Regions from separate parts of the Homo sapiens genome. Here region 2 is linked to region 1. The links are chromatin contacts, found by Hi-C or POLR2A ChIA-PET in ENCODE. All regions are on one chromosome and are shown on one strand. The core of a region is the stretch at or near the end of the contact, and the rest is flanking DNA. Distances in the headings are between cores, read along the strand shown.

Region 1 (6,233 bases), core at 538-3,037:
ATGAGTTTTCTCACAAATTGGAACTGTTAAGAAAAAGGATCCAGAACTAGGAAATCAGACAAAAAGATGACTGAGTGCCATTTTTTTATGTCAAGCTTGAGAATTCCCAGCGGACACTTTGAGAAATGAAACTGTCTGCCCGGCTAAGGCCAGACATGCTATAAAAACAGCTGAAATAGTGTGGAAACAAAATGCAAGTAATTAGAGACCAGCCATTTTTAGGTAGATTTTAGTTTTCAGTGGGTAGAGGGTGGGGGTGGAGAAGATGTGGGTTGGGAATAGGAAGAGAGCCCTGCAGGAAGAGAATTGGGAAGTACAGGCACAAAGAGCAGGAAGAAAACTGGCAGGTGCGGACCTGATGGGTGGAGACGATGCCTGGGAGCTGCTATGTAAACCAGGGCCAGGATTCCCAGTTTCTCTGTAGGATCCCCCAGTGGTGAGACTCAGTGGTGCTTTGGAGTTTGCATCGCTTCCTCCCTCCCTCCCTTCTGAATCAAGGCATAAGTGTAATTCTTTTCATAATTAAACTAGAATGAATATCGTTTTGAAGATCTGATAACACCGTTGAATTAACTGAAGGAACCCTAGGAGGTTACAAAGCCTTATAGGAGAATCCCCAGATTAGGTATATAATTTGGGCAAGTATCTGTGTGTGTATTATTGCGAAGTCACAGTTGATTGATGGGTCTCTCTTCTGTAAAATGAGGGTGTGTATTAAACAGTTCCCCAAATCCTTTCCCCTAATTCTTTTTGAGGATGAGGGCCTGTCAATGACTAAGTTTTCAACAGTACCAGTGAAATGGGTCTTTTGCAATAGGTTTTTCATAAAGCTATATTTAGTTTAAAGAGCTGTTCTTTATTCCAAGGTTAGACCTTCCACTTTTTGGAATTAAAATTTAGCTTTCTTTCTTTTTAAAAATAAAAGGATAAGCTTTTAAAAAGCTTTCCTACCCTTAAAGCAAGTTTATGTTCCTTACCGGTCTAGGAAATCCCAGTCTGTTGGGATTATCTAGCCCACATATAAGTAGGTAGGGTGGAAGGCGGCCTCTGGATTTGCCCACCCGGGTTTGAATCTTGATTCAGCCCCTTACTGAGGTCATCTAACCTTTTTGTGACTCAAATATTATTTAAGAAAAGGTAGTAAAACCCACCTCCCTAGCGTGATTGTGCGAAGAAAATAATGCACGCAAAGCATCTACAATGTCTGGAGCAAAGCGTTTACGATGTCTGGGAATCCTTTACAATGTCTGGAGCAAAAAATGTTCGCGGTAGAGTCTTTATGGGTCTTTTCAGCTCGGAATTTCTATAGCTTTGTTAAGAAGAGTCCTGGAGTGCCCTGGACGGAACTCTGGGGGCCTGAGCTCCAGCTCTGGCTTAGGGCCAAATGCTTACGTGCCTTTTGGCAGGTCCCCTCCCTGTTCTGGCCTGTGTTCCCCTCGGCACAAGGAAGGGGCTGGGTGGTCTCTGTGGCTCGCCTCCGCTCTGAAATTCCGGCTTTCAAGGTGGCCCCAGGCCTTCGACAGGGGCTTCCGGCGCTGGGAGTGCGGCAAGGCGCCGCGCAGGCCCGGGACGGTGGCCCCAGGGAAGTCGCTCCTAGAGGGGAAGGCCGCCGAAGGGACGAGAGACACCGCGGGCCCCCGGAACCGCAGGCAGCCGGTGTTTACCTCGCTCGGTCCCACCCCAGGCGGCCGCGGGCCCGCCCGGAGCGCGCGGCGCGATTGGGCGAGTGGCCTGCCAGTCTCCGGGGACTTTCCCAGGGGTGGGGCGGCCCGGCCAGGCCCCCGGCACTTCCTCGTCCTCGGCCCGGGTGCCCTGCCCCCGTCCAGGAGCCCTAGGAGTGCTACGGGGGGCCGGAGCCTTGCCCGGGCCGCTGCCCCGTCCCTGGATTCGGGGCTGGACGCAGCAAGCGGGGCGCTGTGTCCCCAAGCTCCCCGTCCTCGGGTAAGCCGGCCGGCCCGGAGCGGGGATGGAGGGGAGGAAGGGAGGCCAGGCCCAGATCGTCCAGAGCCTCGGTGGCGGCGGGGAGCGAGCTGGGGAAGGTGGCTTGTGCACCCAGGCCCGGCGCGCGGGGTCCCGGGGCGTCTCCGCCAGCGGCCAAGCCGGGCTGAGCCGCTACTCCCTGCTTGGCGCTGGGCCTGGTGGGGGGCGCGCGTGCGCACTGCGCGGGGTAGCACGCCTGGGAACGGCGTGGGGCGGTTGTAGAGAGCGCAGACCCTCCGGGTGCGGGCGGCGCTGCGGCCCTTTGGGTGTCTATCCTGTGGAGACGAGTTGCCTACGCGGCGTCAGGAGTTTTCGTATCAAGTTGTGGAAGCAGTGTACATATGTCACGAGGAGGAAAATAATAATTTTTATTGGGCGCTTTCCAAGTGCTGATCTTAACGCTGTACGTGTATTAGACTCATTTAATTGTCACTTCCATCCTAAACATTAATATTGTTATTATCTCCATTTTATACTTTAGGAAACCGAGGTACTTGGAGCTTGAGGTCACACAGCTGTGAGTTGCAAAGTCAGATATGAACTCAGGCATTTGGCTCCAGAGTTCCTACTATACTATTTCTGTTGAACATATTTTGTATGCACATTGTTGGAGGCATTTGTGTGCATGTGCAGGATGGATGAGTTTCCAGGAGTGCTTCTGGGGATGGAGTATGAAGGCTGAGCTTTCCACTGTAGGACATTTGTGTGCACGTGTGCATTGTACATTCATTGTGCGTACAGGAGCAGATGGGAATTTTGTGCGACTGGGTGAGAGATTGTGTTTTGGTAGGGGGAGGGAGGGACTTTTGTGGATGATGCAGAAGAATCAGCAACGTCCTTCCCCACCCCCTTGCAGAATGACAGTGCAGGGAAATGTGTAGATTCCTAATGCATCATTTTTTTCTCACAGTACGGTCAAAATGGGATTTAATCAGCACTTACTCATTTTCCAAACAATGGGGTGTGATAGAGGGGAATTCGGCATCTGATGAGAGGTCAGAAAAGGGGACTCAGAATGTTTTAAAAAAATCCTTGACAAAGGAGGGTAGAATTGTATTAGGAGGGTAGAATATTAGTACAAACTCAGCATCCCCGTGGTGGTCTCTGTTTTGCAACAGAAGAAACTGAGGCAGTGAAAAAACTGATAATGCTAATAGCTTACTATGTGCCAGGCACAGTGCTTACATTCCGTATCTCATTTAATCTTTTTTTTTTTTTTGAGACAGAGTCTCACTCTGTTACCCAGGCTGGAGTGCAGTGGCACGATCTCGGCTCACGGCAACTTGCCTCCCAGGTTCAAGCGATTCTCCTACCTCAGCCTCCCGAGTAGCTGGGATTACAGGCACTCGCCACCATCCCCGGCTAATTTTTTTGTATTTTGAGTAGAGACAGTTTCACCATGTTGGCCAGGCTGGTCTCAAACTCCTGACCTCAAGTGATCCGCCCGTCTCAGCCTCCTAAAGTGCTGGGATCACAGGTGTGAGCCGCCCCGCCCGGCCTCACTTAATCTTTCTAACAACTCTTAATTTTCAGATGAGGAAACTGAGGCCCAGAGAAGGTTAAGGCTTTCCCAAGACTAGCAACGCTTGAATCCTGGACCCTGTTCCCTTTCCCCTGACCAAGGCTGCTGTCCTGGCTGTGTCCCGGGAAAATAATGTGATCAGGGACTGGCACTTCATGGAAGCACGTGATCATGCCCCTCTGGAAGCTGCCGCTGGGAGTGTGCAGTGTTCTACACGCTTATGTAACCACGTTTGTCTCCCAGCCTTGGGTGTTCCATGGGTATGGCATGGCACTCATGCTGAAGGTTGATGCCTGCCCCTGGATACCCCCACCAGTTTTTTCGGGGCCCCAGGAAGCTGTGGGGTCTGAGTCATACCCTTACCCCCAGTGCTGCCTGTGACTTGGGGCCCGGATGTCCTGGTTGGGTCAGGCCGACCTGATTTGAGAGAGGCAGCGTTGTAGGAGGTTGTTTGTCTGCCTCTCTCTCCAACCCACTGGTTACTGTTTTACTCCTGTACCCGCTGTGATTTGGTCACACCATGCTGGCCTGCTTTTCCCCCTCCAGCAAGCCAAGCTTGTTCTCATCCTTAGGCTTTCATACATGCTGTTCCCTCTGCCCAGGACATCTTTCCCCGTTTTTCCCATGGCTGGTTTTTCCTTATCGATCAAGTCTCAGCTCAAATGTCAGCTCCTCAGAGGGGCCTTCCCTGATCTTTTTATGCAAAGCAGCCCCTTTTTTCACTTTCTGTCACGTTACTATTTTATTTTTCTCATACGTGTATCATGCTATGAAAGAATCTTATTTGCGAATGAGAAAGCATATGTATAGAACTTAGTGTCTGGCAAATTGTTATTTTTAGTGTTTATTTGTTTACTGTCTTTCTCTTTTCCTAGAATAGAAGGGGGTGAGCAGGGACCTCCTTAGTCCTCTCGAGTGTATTTCTGTAGCGGGAGAAGAGTGCCTGGTGGATGGCTCTTCTGAGTTTGTTCAGTGAATGAGTAGAATAATGGCACATTTCACAAATGAGGAAATTAAGGCCTAGAGATGAGAAGGCAGGAGGAGAACCAGAGTGCTCTCCTAGCGCTCTCCCAAGCATCATTTCCTGATGACTCCTGTGCCCAGTGCCATGCAGTGTTCTTGATGCACAGGTGCGTAAGGAGCTGGCTTTGCCTTCCAGGAACTTTTGGTCAAATGGGGAGATGTGCTATGAGTGTGACCTGAAAGGCATTGTGTGCCAGTAAGTGCCAAATGAGTCGGATTGGCATAGGTATAACTGGAGTGCAGAGTAATTTGGGGGCACCAGATGGTTGGAGGGGTCTTCTGGAGGGAAGTGACTTCAAGGTCAGACCCTAAAAAAATGACAAAGTGCAGAGTGGAACCTGGGTCTCTTCTGGAACTTAGTAGACTAGTCACAATAACTGGAATCAGCCTCTCCTCGGTTGGGAGAATTGACCAGTTGGCCTGGGAAAGACCCTAAAAGATTTTGATACCAGACATAGAAATGTTGATTTTTCTCCTTAGCAGCATTGGGAAATGGTCAGAGCAGTTGGTTCACAAACATGAGCATGCATCACAATCCTGGGGATGGAGGTAGAGGGTGGTTGTTAAACACAGATTGCTGGGCTGCAACTCCAGAGCATCCGATCCAGTGGATGGTGGTGGTGCCAGTGCCGCTGGTCCGGGCTGCTCCTTGAGCACCCCTGGTGAAGAGCACATGATTCAGTGCTTGGCAGACCTGGGTAGGTGCCGTGTCTGTCACTCTGGGCCTCTGCATCCTCACCTGTCAGCTCTGTATGACGTCAATGCTACCTCCTAGAATGGTGGGAATTAATGGGATAGTGTGTGGCAAGCACTCAGCACGGGCCACCAGTGTGGTAAGCGCTTGGTACAGGGTCGCTGCTATTATCGTTAATGATGCTAATCATGAGGCTATTGACAGGATTCCAGTAGAAGATGATGAGACTGGTTTGATTTTCTGTGCTCTGGATAACTTGCTGCTAAGGTTTGAATGTGTCCCCCAAAAGTTCATATCTTGGAAACGTAATCCCTCTGCTTCATGAATGGATTGTCAGCTCTGCCCTCATAAATAGATTAATGTCACTATCACGGGGTAGGGGGACGGGAGGTTAGTTATAAAAGGGGCCAGTTTGGCTAATACACTCTCTATTTCAATCACTCATTTTCTCCTTCTGTCTTCCACCTTGGCATGACCCTTGTCAGATGGTGGTGTCATGCACTTGGATTTCTCATCATCCAGAACCATGAGCCAAATAAACTTGTTCTTTATAAATTACCCAGTCTGTGATATTCAACAGAATAGTTGCAGAAAGCAGACTAAGACACTTGCCTTCAACCCTCTGCCACTTGTGGTCCATGCTGTGTCCCCTCTGGATGAGTTGTCCTTTGCTTTGTCTCAAACATCTGTCCCTGTTTGGAGTGGCGGAAACTCAGATGTGGGTGGGGCTTTGAAGACACCTGGCTTGCATTCCCTCAACAGCCCCAGTGCCCCTCTGCGTGACCCCGACCCCTGGGATCAGGGCGCTTTCCACCTCGTAGGCAGCCCCTTCCAGTGTTATTCCAGACTTCTTTCTTTTGTGGGCCCACATCAGCCCGGGTTCTTCCTTTCTCACCTCCATCATTTTCCCTCATTGCTTACCTGACCACTGTGAGGGAGGGGGAGAGGTTGAGCAGTAGCATGGTGTGGTAAGAGAGTGCACAGTGGCCACCAGAGGACGAGGTGTGCATTTCT
Region 2 (6,027 bases), core at 368-2,867, 43 kb before region 1:
TGCCGCCGTCTCTGCAACACTTGCTGATTTTCCTTTTTCACAAAGAGAAAGCTGAGAGAGCTCGCTTTAAGTTTCAGAGCTTCTGGCAAGTAGAGGCATCATGTTAAATTTCATGGTATATCACCTCTTTTGTTTTTATTATGTTGATTTTTGTGGTAAATTGTCAGTTTATGATACATGGTATCAACTTCCTAATTCATGGTAGTTATATAAAATTAATTTCATCCATTCCTTTTTTTTTTTTTTTTTTTGAGACAGGGTCTCACTCTGTTATCCAGGCTGGAGTACAGTGGCATGATCATGGCTCACTGCCACCTCCCCAGGCTCAGGTGATCCTTCCACTTAGCTTCCCAAGTAGCTGGGACCTCAGGTGGACACCACCACACCTGGCTAATTTGTGTAGAGACAGGGTTTCACCATGTTGCCTGGGCTCATCTTGAACCAATGGGCTCAAGCGATCCTCCTGCCTTGGCCTCCCAAAGTGCTGAGATTACAGGCATGAGCCATTGTGCCAAGCCTCATTAATCCACTTAACAATTATTTTTTGAGTGTGCCTATTATGTCAGACACTGTTGTAGGCACCTGGGATATGTAACAGGATAAAACGGATACAATTCCTTGCCTTTTGGGAGTAATTTTAAATGCACTTCAAAAATTGATGCATTTAAGTAGACAGAAAAGAAGTTGAATTACATAAAACCATTAAGAGATGGCATAGTGTGTGTGCTAATTTGGAATAGTGAAAGTCCTTTAGGAGTGACTGAAATTTGGGAAACTCTGTTCTGGTATTTCAGAACTTTTCTGCTGCCTTTTCAGGGGGAATGACTCTTTAAGAGGCAGAGGGGGCCTCGGGGGCAGGGTAGGATTCAGAAGAATTGGGGATGCCCCGGTGGAATAAGCAGCCAAGGGGCACTAGAACCGAGGCAGATCCCGTGGCAGGCGGGAGCCTAGCCAATTTCTCTTGATCAGGACTTGCCCTGCTCCCAGCCCTGAGTCCCTCTCTCCCTCTCTCTATATCTTTCTGTCTCTTTCTCTCTCTCTCTCTCTCTCTCTCTCAGCTCTCGTGCAGGGTCTGTCTGCTGTGGCTTCACCTCTGCCTCTTTCCCCACCCACGCCGCTTGGTTTGGGCTCATGGGGTGAGCTTCCCACCCTCGCATGCTGTCTTTCAGCCTGGTCCCCAGGGGGGCCTTCAGACACCTGCTGAGTCTCTTTCTGCTTCTCACAGCTGAAGGGAACTGTGCGCCCAGCCAATGACTTCAACCCTGACGCAGATGCCAAAGCGCTGCGGAAAGCCATGAAGGGACTCGGTATGGGGGATGGGAAGGGAGCAGGGTTGGTCTCCAGGGCAGCAGGTGTGGTGGGTTTGGCCGTGGGCTGGCAGGGGATGGAGTGAGGTTTCAAATTAGAGTCTGCAGGATGAGGAAGGCTTGATCTCAAGTTTCCACCCTCCTAGCTCCCAGAGTATAGAGAGGAGGGGCAGGAGAGGGTTCATAAGGAACTTGGCAGAAGCCCTTTCCAGGGACCAAGGTGTCCCCCAGCCTCCTGGAAGCAGTATCCTGGCACTGAAGAAAGTACCAGGTCACAAAATTGGCATGGTGCCCTGGCTCTGCTGCTGACTCACCGTGTGACTCTGGGTGAGCCTCTCCGCCACTCTGGGTCTGAATTTCCCTATGTGTAAAATCAGGGCTGTGGACCCTGGAACCCAAGAGCCCTCCCTCATTCTGTGGTGGGAGTGTGCCCTGCTGGGCAGGTCTTTCAGACCTATATTTGGCACCAGTGGGAAGAGTACTGCACCCACAGGTTCAGATCAGCTGGGCCTGTGCTCAGAAAGTCCAGCCTGGGACAGGCCATCTAGGGTTTGGCTTTCTTTGCCTTTCTGCCCCATCTGTCTGACAGCAACTCCCAGGAGGCTTTAGGTTAAGTCCATCACCCTCCTGAGCCTCCTTTCCATGTGTCTCATGGGAATGATGATACCTGCCAAGCTCGCCTGGGACTGTAGGATGCTAGAGGTAAAAATGCCATGAAAGACCCCTGTGCTGGGTCTGTGGTTGATGGCATTAATCTGAGAAGCAGGAAGTGATATTCTAATGCCTTCCAGAGTCAACCTGCTGTGGTTAGAGGGACTCAGGGTCCAGCTTCCAGAGAGCTGAAGAGAAAGGACATAGAGTTGCTAACAGGACTTGGACTGTCAGGGTTGGAAGGATCCCTTGGTGACTACTCCAGCCTCTTCATGTTACAGATGTGGAAACCAAGTCCCATCAAGGGAAGGGGACTTGCCCAGGGTGGGCAGCCATTGCCAGAGCCAGAACTAGAACTCAGAGGCACTGACTCCCAACCCAGTGCTCTCTACCTCCCAGCTGTCCTTTTTCCTCAGCGTGTCAAAAGGAAAGGGAGGGAGGAGTCCAGCAGAAATCAGTGGCCTGAGCCATAGGCAAGCGGACTGCAGGGACTCAGGAGCACATGGCCGCTTAGCCAGGCTTCTACCCTGACAAAGATCGATGAGGGGCCATCAGTGGGCGGTGCATGGGGAAAGCCGAGAGCCACAGGCCTTCTTCTGAGGCATGTGGCTTTGGTGACTCAGGGACTGACGAAGACACAATCATCGATATCATCACGCACCGCAGCAATGTCCAGCGGCAGCAGATCCGGCAGACCTTCAAGTCTCACTTTGGCCGGGTAAGGACCTCCTCCTGGGCTCTCTGTGCAACATGCATGCACCTTGCCTGATTGAGCTCAGCCTGTCCCCATCGGTTCTGCACAGTTGGGCACCAGGGTCTTCATGGCAGAGGGACCCTGTGTGGTCATATGATCTCAGAGTGTCTCCAGCACTGGGTTTGGGCAGACATATCTTTCCATGCCCCCAGTTCCTTGTGATGGGCAACACTTGTGTGAGTTGCTCAGTGGACTCAGAGGCACAGCATGGGGCCAAGATCAGGGCTATGAGTTGTTTTCAGTGTGCTTTGGGCATCTTGCAATTCCTCTGCACAGACAGAGCTGGCTTCAAGGCCCCAACTGAGTGTCAGGGATTATTGCACATTGGTGGCATCTGGCTTAGGTTGATGCATTTCCCCCTGAGTGGAAACAGTGTCCTTCAGCTCTGCTGCCTTCCCGTTCCTGTCTCCTGTGTCAAGGAGAGTGGGTCTTCCTCCTGGTTGTTTTTTCCCTACCCTCTTTGGCTTCATCTAAATAATAAGTACAACATCAGCAAAGACAGACACAAGCTTCCATGATCCCTCATGTGGAACCCCTGTTTTCTCTTTCCATCTCTCCCATCCTGAGTCATGTGTGGGCAAGTGCTGATGTTGGCATGACTGTGGCTCTGCCCTTTGCAGGACTTAATGACTGACCTGAAGTCTGAGATCTCTGGAGACCTGGCAAGGCTGATTCTGGGGCTCATGATGCCACCGGCCCATTACGATGCCAAGCAGTTGAAGAAGGCCATGGAGGTACAGTGTGGCACCAGGGGGTCTAGTGTCTGCGGGTGCCAATAGGGATACAGGTGATCCTCATAAGCCCAGGTGGATTAGCTGTAACTTCTTGGTAGAACTCCTCCCATACTCAGTTCAAACTGGCATAAACACAAAAGGAGATGTTGGCTCCTATAACTGAAAACTACAGGACTAGCTCTGAGTCCAGAGACTCAAATGATGTTCTGTGGACCCTTGGCTCACCCCTGTCTTGGCTCTGCTGTCCTCCCTTCTGGCTTCACTCTCAGGCAGCCTTTCTCCTCATGGTGGCATATGTCCATCCCGCCAGCTAGCGGCTCCAGCAGAAAGAGTTCCTTCTTCCTAGGAGCTCCAACAACAGGCTTGGCATTTACTCCAAGTTGATTCAGCTTAAGTCACATGCCCACTGGTGTCAGAAGGGTCTCATGGAGCCGCTGGAGGAAGTGGGGTGGGTCTCGAACGAAAGCACCAGCAGTTGGAGTCTGTACTCCAGCCTAGACCTGCCACTCACTCACAGTGTGACTGGGCCATTCCTTACACTTCCCAATCCTCTGTGCCTTCATCTGGGAAATGGAAATGGTCACCTCTGCCCTTCAAACTAGGACAGGTCAATCAAGGTCACAGGTATGAAGGGCATTGTTAACTCCGAAGACCTGACCCTACATTAAACAAGAAAGCATTATGTCCTGGCCCAGAAGTTGCTAGAACTGCTTTGCTTCCCAAGGTACCAATTGTACTAATGGCTACTGTTTATAAAGAGCATATGGTAACTCTCCCAGGTTAGGTACATTAGTTCAATTAGTTGCCTCCTCAAGCCACAAGGCAGGGCTCTTATTTTGTCCCCATTTTACAGATGAGGAAACTGAGACTTGGAGGTTAAGTTGCTTGGTCATGGTCATAGAGCTATGAAGTAGCAAAGCTGAGGTTCAGACCAGTCTTTCTGACTCTAGAGCCTGTCTTGACAACCGCATAAAACCAGTAGTGCTTTTGGCCCCTTGCGCATTAAGAGGAGGGCAGCAATGGGGAGCTAGAGGACTTTATAAAAACATTGCCTAGGCTAAGCAGATTGAGATGATTGTTTCTTAAAATACCTAAGCCAAAAAGCAAACGATCTAAAGACACAGGGTTCAGAAATAGAAGAGATCGATGAGGTAACCCAACTGAATCCTTTCCATTTTCAAAGTTTCCAAGTGGGAAACAGAGAGGCTCAGAGAGTCAGTGAGTTAGGGGGAGACGAGGGCTAGACCCAGTCTCAGGACTTTCTTGATTGCCTCACCACACACCTGCTTCTAACAAAGAAATGATTGAAGATCTCAATCAGGATGAATCTCCTAGGATCTGAGAAGGCAGGACCATTAGAGCACTAGGCAGTAACCTCTTTGAGGACAGAGAACATGTCTTGCCTCTTGCCTTTCTCTTTTTTTTTTTGAGACGGAGTCTCGCTCTTTCGCCCAGGCTGGAGTGCAGTGGTGTGATCTCGGTTCACTGCAACCTCCACCTCCCAGGTTCAAGCGATTCTCCTGCCTCAGCCTCCTGAGTAGCTGGGATTACAGGCGCACGCCACCACGACCAGCTAATTTTTTTGTCTTTCTAGTAGAGAAGGGGTTTCACCATGTTTGCCAGCGTGGTCTTGAACTCCTGACCTCAAGTGATCTGCCCTCTTCAGCTTCCTAAAGTGCTGGGATTACAGGTGTGAGCCACCACGCCCGGACTTTTTTTTTTTTTTTTTTGTAGTTGTAGCCCCAGCACCTTGCACAGTGGCTAGCACATAATAGGTGTCTTAACAAGTACCTGAATGAGTGAATTAGTCATTGACTCATTCAGTCAATCAATCAGTCAATCTTGCCTGCCTCCTCTCCTCCCTGATAGTTTCCCTGCTTCCCTGTGTGCAGATCTTTGCATGACAGGTCCCCAGCCTGCCTTAGTCCAGGGCATGTAACGCCTCAGTTCATAAATCACTCCTCAAATCCAAGAGTAAACAAATGTAAGCCAGCCATGATGGCTCACGTCTGTATTCCTAAAACTTTGGGCTTGAGTCCAGGAGTTCCAGACCAGCCTGGACAATATGGTGAAGCCCTGTCTCTACAAAAAATACAAAAATTAGCCAAGCATGGTGGCATGCTTCTGTGGCCCCAGCTACTTGGGAGGCTGAAGTAGGAGAATCACCTGAGTCTGGGAGGCGGAGGTTGCAGTGAGCCGTAATCATGCCACTGCACTCCAGCCTGGGCGACAGAGCAAGACTCTGTCTCAAAAGAAAAAAAATTTAGCATTTTATCTTAAGCACAAAACTTTTTTTCTTCTAACAAAATAATACATGTTCACTGTGGAGACTTGAAGAAATAGAGTAAAAAAGAAGAAAATAGCAATCATCTGTGATCCTTCACTCACACAGAGACCAAACTGCTAGTTAACACTGTGAGGCATGTGCGTGTCCTTCTGTTCTCTTCCAATACTTACAAGTAGAAATTTCTATTCAGATGTTCATGTGTATATGTGGTGTTATACACACACGCCTATATACCTTTTCTGTTTGGGGGGCTGGAAGGCAAAGCAGTTCACATGGGAGGTTCTGGGGATCTTG

Evidence for each region. Hi-C counts contacts between places; a loop is a spot of excess contacts on that map. ChIA-PET counts read pairs that join two places held with the same protein, here RNA polymerase II (POLR2A). Pooled maps may share reads with other maps.
Region 2: a loop to region 1 is called in a map of B cell, with 6 times the contacts of the local background. The contact joins the enhancer-like site here to the promoter of TNIP1 in region 1. A Hi-C loop is called at or near these places in 19 of 168 maps with a recorded cell type or tissue (B cell, CD4-positive, alpha-beta memory T cell, CD8-positive, alpha-beta T cell and 14 more), 32 of 37 single-sample maps with no recorded cell type and 25 of 50 pooled maps. POLR2A ChIA-PET finds 5 or more read pairs at or near these places in 23 of 52 experiments (AG04450, B cell, CD4-positive, alpha-beta T cell and 17 more).

The regions. Positions count from the first base shown.
Region 1 is chr5:151,076,588-151,082,820 of GRCh38, reverse strand. It overlaps TNIP1 (TNFAIP3 interacting protein 1), which reads left to right and starts at 1,787. Exons shown (of 18, transcript NM_006058.5): 1 at 1,787-1,941. RefSeq lists enhancers at 1,193-1,252, 967-1,677, cis regulatory regions at 1,218-1,987, 1,487-2,275 and silencers at 1,553-2,222, 3,908-3,957.
Region 2 is chr5:151,119,566-151,125,592 of GRCh38, reverse strand. It overlaps ANXA6 (annexin A6), which reads left to right. Exons shown (of 26, transcript NM_001155.5): 15 at 1,226-1,307; 16 at 2,582-2,676; 17 at 3,333-3,446. Among named protein-coding and RNA genes, the nearest start is that of ANXA6, 35 kb to the left of the region's middle. RefSeq lists an enhancer at 1,248-1,748. Within about 2 kb of position 1,617, at least 21 of the 41 ENCODE cell types and tissues checked have a DNase peak (open chromatin) inside an H3K27ac peak, as active enhancers do; they include B cell, CD4-positive, alpha-beta T cell, CD8-positive, alpha-beta T cell and 5 more, where a contact is called at or near this core.